Linked DNA regions of Homo sapiens: region 2 is linked to region 1. The links are chromatin loops, found by intact Hi-C in ENCODE. Cell type or tissue: GM12878. All regions are shown on one strand. Links, peaks and the distances in the headings refer to the core of each region. The heading gives the core; the rest is flanking DNA.

What was found. Peaks named below come from ENCODE experiments on the same cell type or tissue, not always from the same donor. Only the 100,000 strongest peaks of a DNase experiment are listed, where the experiment ranks them.
Region 2: it touches region 1 in a loop (10-fold over the local background); 2 of 110 quality-filtered maps call a loop at or near these places.

What each region holds. Positions count from the first base shown.
Region 1 is chr20:15,707,696-15,710,613 of GRCh38, forward strand. All of the region lies in intron 8 of MACROD2 (mono-ADP ribosylhydrolase 2), which reads left to right. Among named protein-coding and RNA genes, the nearest start is that of MACROD2-AS1, 780 kb to the left of the region's middle. In GM12878, for the core only: a CTCF peak has its summit at 1,498 (motif pointing right); no DNase peak of the experiment used is centred there.
Region 2 is chr20:15,900,911-15,903,828 of GRCh38, forward strand. All of the region lies in intron 10 of MACROD2 (mono-ADP ribosylhydrolase 2), which reads left to right. The region is part of intron 1 of LOC613266 (a long non-coding RNA gene); the gene reads right to left. Among named protein-coding and RNA genes, the nearest start is that of KIF16B, 670 kb to the right of the region's middle. In GM12878, for the core only: a CTCF peak has its summit at 1,804 (motif pointing left); no DNase peak of the experiment used is centred there.

The sequences.
Region 1 (2,918 bases), core at 208-2,707:
TCACTTGAACCTGGGAGGCACAGAGTTTGCAGTGACCAGAGATTACGCCACTGCACTCCAGCCTGGGCAACAGAGTGAGACTCTGTCTCAACAATAACAAAAACAACAAATACTTACAAAACGTAAAAAAAAAAATCCCTTTAGATATTTATTAGTGTGATAAGAAAGATGAGAAAGCAAATGCCATAGAGAATAGAGGGTGAAGAGCAAAGGCTGCATGGTGTGAGTGGTCACCGAGTTCTTCTCTTAAAGGCAGTGATGCTTAAACTCAGTTGTGGAGAGGGACGCAGTGTCACCAAGTTCTGAGGGAAAAGTGTTTCAAGCAGAAGAAGCAGAAAATGCAGTGGTCCTGAGATGAGAATGAGGAGCTCTGCACTTCTGCCAGAAGAGGCATTGTAATAGTATTGGAGATTTGAAATCGTTATTTTACTCAGGCATTTATTAATTAATATATTATTTATTCATCAAAATACATGTTGAGACTACTGTATATCATGGCCTATTCAAGACCCAGTTCCCCTGCCCTTGTGCAGCTTAGTTCCTGGTGGGAGACACAGACAATAAATAATACCCATAGTAAAAAGCAAATTATATAATTTGTAGGAAAATAAGGACTATGGAAGGAAGAAAAATTTGGGTAAGGAGGACCAGGAGCCTGGGGATAGGGAGGTCAGGGAGGGCTTGGCTGAGAAGGTGACATGTGATGCAACTGAGGGATGTGAGGGAATTAGCCATGCAGGTAGGGGAAAGAGCATCCTGGGAAGTGGGGACAGAGCACAGACATGCTGGAGAAACAGCAAGGAAGTCAGGGAGGCGGAAACAGAGCAAGTGAGGAGAAGATAGTGGGAGGTCTCACCAGAGAGGGAGCCAGACCCTGTTCAATAATGCCTCGACTTGAGCCCAGCATGCTGGCTCACACCTGTGATTTCAGCACTTTGGGAGCGAGGCAGTAGGATTGCTTAAGGCCAGGAGTTCAAGACCAGTCTGGGCACAATATCAAAACCCCATCTCTACAAATAAAAAATAAATAAATTAGCTGGGCATGGTAGACTGGACTTGGTGGCTCACACCTGTGATCCCAGCACTTTGGGAGCTGAGGCAGGAGGATTGTTTAAGGCCAGGAGTTCAAGACCAGCCTGGGCAAAATAGCAAGACCTCATCTCTACAAATAAATAAATAAATTAGCTGGGCATGGTAGCACATACTTGTAGTCTAAGCAACTCAGGAGGCTAAGATGGGAGGATCTTTTGAGCCTGGGAGTTTGAAGCTGCAGTGAGCTATGACTGCACTCCAACCCGGGCAACAGAGTGACACCCTATCTCTAAAAATAATAATAATAATAAATTCATTGAATAATGCCAGGAGTTTTTCTCTGAGAGGAGTGGATAGGTATTACAGGGTTCTTTGATGGCAAAGAACCGAGGAATCTTATTATCCCCACCTATAGGAAAAGCACCTAGGGAGGCTGGCTTTCCATGCAGAGGAGGAACCACCAGGGGGCGGTGCACCGCAAAGTCGGGCTGTGGTGGCCCTGCAGATGGCGGTGAACGGGAGGAGCAGGCTGGCTTTTCCAGGCTCCCGCTATCTAATAAGTGAATAGCATTGCTTTTCTGGGAAAATCTTTTTAAATGTTTTTTAATATAGAAGACTTTTAAAAACATTGAAATAATAACTGTACCTATAGGCCAGGTGTGGTGGCTCATGTCTGTAATCCCAGCACTTTGGGAGGCTGAGGTAGGAGGATTGCTTGAGACTAGGAGTTTGAGACCAGCCTGGGCAACATACTGAGACCCTGCCTCTACAAAAAATAAAAATAAATAAATTAGCTGGGCATGATGGCACAAGCCTGTAGTTCCAGCTACTCGGGAAGCTGAGGTGGGAAGATTGCTTGAGCCCAGAAGTTGGAGGCTGCAGTGAGCTATAATTGCACCACTGCACTCCCGCCTAGGTGACAGAGGGAGACCTCATTTCCAAAAGAAAAAACAAAATATATTATAATATTTATGAGGTATGTACAGAGTTTTAATACATACAATGTATTAAAGATCAAATGTGGATAATTAGCATATTTATCACCTCAAATATTTGTTTGTGTAGAGAACATAAATCCTCTCTTCTAGCTATTTGAAAATATATAATTGTTTACTGTAGCCACCCTATAATACTATAGAACACTAGAACTTATTTGTCCTATCAGGCTCTAATTTTGTATTCTTTAGCAAGTCTCTCACTAACCCTCCAACCCTACTACCTAATTCTCAGCCTCTAGTAACCACTGTTCTACTCTCTACTTCTATAAGGTCAACTTTTTTAGCTTCTACAGACTCTGATTTAAAAACGGGCTAATGATCCGTACGACACTTCTCAAAAGAAGACATACAGAAATGGTCAAGAAATATATTAAAAATGTTCAACATTGTTAATCACCAAGGAAATGCAACTCAAAACCACAATGAGGTATCATTTCACCACAGTTAGAATGGCTATTATCAAAAAGACAAAAAAAAAAAAAAAAAAACAATTGCGGGTAAGGATGCAAAAAAAGTGAACCCTTATACACTGTTGGGATTGTGAACTAGTACAGCCATTATAAAGAATAATATTGAGGTTCCTCAAAAAACTACAAGTCTAGATGGCTCTTTGACTTCCTAAAATGACAACAGCAAGCTATACACAGAATTAAAATATAAACATACTCCCAAAGCCATATATAAAGTACCTGAGGCAGTCCATAAAATTTTAAATTTCAATAGAGTACTAATTTAATCAGGGAAACTTTATCTACGGCATTTTTTGCTGTCTCCATTAAGCATGTTATATGGGCTCTCAGAACCCTGAAGATCTTCATCCAAAAGGGAAGTTATACTCTCATTTTATCTCTAACAGATGTGGGCATCAAGTGTTTATGGGCGTGAAAA
Region 2 (2,918 bases), core at 311-2,810, 190 kb after region 1:
ATTTAAATAAGATGATTTATGGAAAACACCGGGCACATTGAGTAGACAGAAGAGCTGGTCAGTGAGTATATTGAATTTGAAACAAGAAGAGCTCCCTCCCACCAAAGACTCCCCTACCTTGCTTATTAATGCTTGAAATTCCTTTTAATGTGAACAAAATACTTTTGCAAGCAGAGATACATTTTTAAATGCATTGCTTGCATCGCACATCTAGCTGGGTTTGTCTCTCTCCTTTTTCCCTTAGGTTCACTCAGCACACTCTGCATGCCTCCCCACCCCAGCCCCCAGTTGCACTAATTCCAGTCCCAAAGGGACTTTCTTCCAGTCTGTCTTCATCTTCCTGATCTCTATTCCCCTTATCTTCAAGTCCAGATTCCCAAGAAACTACAGAAGGTCCACCATTTACAATGGTTTGATTTAGGATTTTTTGACTTGATGGTGTGAAAGCAATAGGCATTCAGTAGAAATCTTTGGTTTTGAATTTTGATGTTCTCCTGGACTCTCGATGTGATAGTCTTTCATGATGCTGTGCAGTGAGCCACAGCCCCCAGTCAGCCGCACCATCACGACGGTAAACAACTGATACCGCACTCTAGAGTGGCCTGTGTTGTCAGCAGTTTTTGGATATTGTTTTGTGTTTTCACATTTCATCATGTCTACAAAATGCCCATCTGTGCAAGTTAGGTGTATTAAATGCATTTTTGCTTACAGTATTTTCAACCTACAATGGGTTTATCAGGACATAGCCCCATCTTAAGTCAAGGAGCATCAGCAGCCTATCTCCAATATTTACACAACCACACATCTCAACCATTTCTCAATCTCTACTTAACTGTCTCTAAAACTTTAAGGAGGGTACCAGATTAGGTCAGGGGCATGAGGAAAGAGGTGGTCTCTAGTTATCGGCCCTCAGTTCAGAGCTTGCCACTGAGACAGTCATTGTTTGGTCCTCATGGTCCCTTGAGATCTGTTGACTCTCAGCTATTTCTGTAAGATTCTGGGACCAAGAATCTCTCTTCTGAGGCTGGGCTATTCTTACTGCCTGTAGTCTTCTTTCCCTGATAAGTGTTTCTCAAAATATGGCCAATGGAACCCTGGGGGAGGTCCCCCAAAGCCCTTCCAGCGATCCACAAGGTCAAAATTAGTTTTGCATGGAGCTGTGCTCCCAGAAGTCTCCACTCACATGGAATTCAGTGTGCATGAGGTCCTCTATAGTTGTGCAAAATGATGCTACTGCAGAAACATCCACTGCATCCTCCAACCACATCAGCATAGCTGCCCACCATCCAGTTTCTCCAAGCACTCATTCCACATACTTTTGTTAATGCCTACCATTTGACGGTGTAGGTATTGTTCTAAGCCCTGAACACAATATAATATATAATATATGTATTAATATATTATAAGCCCCTGCTTTCTTGGGGCTTATATTCTATATATAAAATAGAGGCCTCTACTCTCTTGGGGCTTTTATTCTAGGGTATGTGGCATTGGGGATTGGCAGATAAAAAATGGATACAATGTTTAATAAATTATTTATCTATTGCTGCCTGAAAATTTATCCTAAAGCTTCAACCAACGATAAGCAATTATTATCTCGGAGTTTCTGTCAGTCAGGAATTGGACAGTAGCATATCTTGAGGTTCTGGGCCACCATATCTCATGCTAATGTGTGACAGTTTAGGTCACAAAAGATGGCTTCTACCTTGCGCCCTCTCGGATCACTTGCTCTGGGGTAAGGCAGCCGCCATGTATGAGGACCCCAGCTCTGTGAAAAGGTTCTCATGGCAAGGAGCTGAGGCCCCCTGCTGGCAGCCGGCGCCAAGATATAAGTCATGTGAGTGAACCGTCTTGGAGTCAGATCCTCCAGTCCCAAGAAAGCCCCCAGATGACTGCAGACGTAGCTGACATTGTGACAACAACTTCATGGGAGACGTCATGCCAAGAGCCATGGAGAAAAATCAAGCAGGGGAGGAGCTAGGAAATGCCCAAGTGTGTATGAGTGTGGGAGTGAGCCTGTGTGTGTGGTGGGGGAAATTAGGAGACAGCTGGGTTGGGTTTTAAAATATGTTAGATCTCTCTGATTATTAAGTTTCTATTTGAGAAGAAACCTGAAAAGCATAAAGGGGTAAGCCAGGCAGCTCTCTGGGAAAAGAGTGTTCCAGTAGAGGAAACAGTAAGTGGGCCGGGTGCGGTGTCTCACGCCTGTATTCCAAGCCCTTTGAGAGGCCGAGGCGGGCAGATCACTCGAGGTCAGGAGTTCGAGGCTAAAAATACAAATACTAGCCAGACGTAGTGGCGCACGCCTGTAATTCCGGCTACTTCAGAGGCTGAGGCAGGAGAATCGCTGGAACCCGGGAGACGGAGGTTGCAGTGAGCCGAGATCGTGGCAGAGTGAGACTGTCTCAAAAAAAGAAACAACAACAGCGGAAACACAAAATGCTAAAGCCCCAATGATCGAGGCGTCTGACTTACCCTAATAAAAAGCAAGAAGGTCCATGTGACAGCAGCAACAGAGAGTGAAGGGGAGGAGAGTAACTGGAGAGGTCACTGGAGGCCTATCCTGGAGAGGGGTGGGTTCCGCACTAGAGTGTGCATGAGAATCACCAGAGGGTGTGTCAAACCCAGATTTCAGGGTCTCACCCCCAAAGTCTCTGATTCAGTAGGTTTGGGGGTGGGGCTGAGAATCTTCACGTCCAATAATCTTCCAGGTGATGCCCTACGATGGAGATTATATCTTGAGAATCACTGCCTTGGGCATTGTTGGCCACTGTAAGAACTTTGACTGCTTCTCTCAGTGAAATGGGAAGAGAGCATTTTAAGCAGAGATAGGACGTGCTCTAACTTATATTTTAAAAGAAATCTTCTGGTTATTGTGTTGAGAATAGACTGGGCTAAGGGAAGAAACAGGAAAGAGT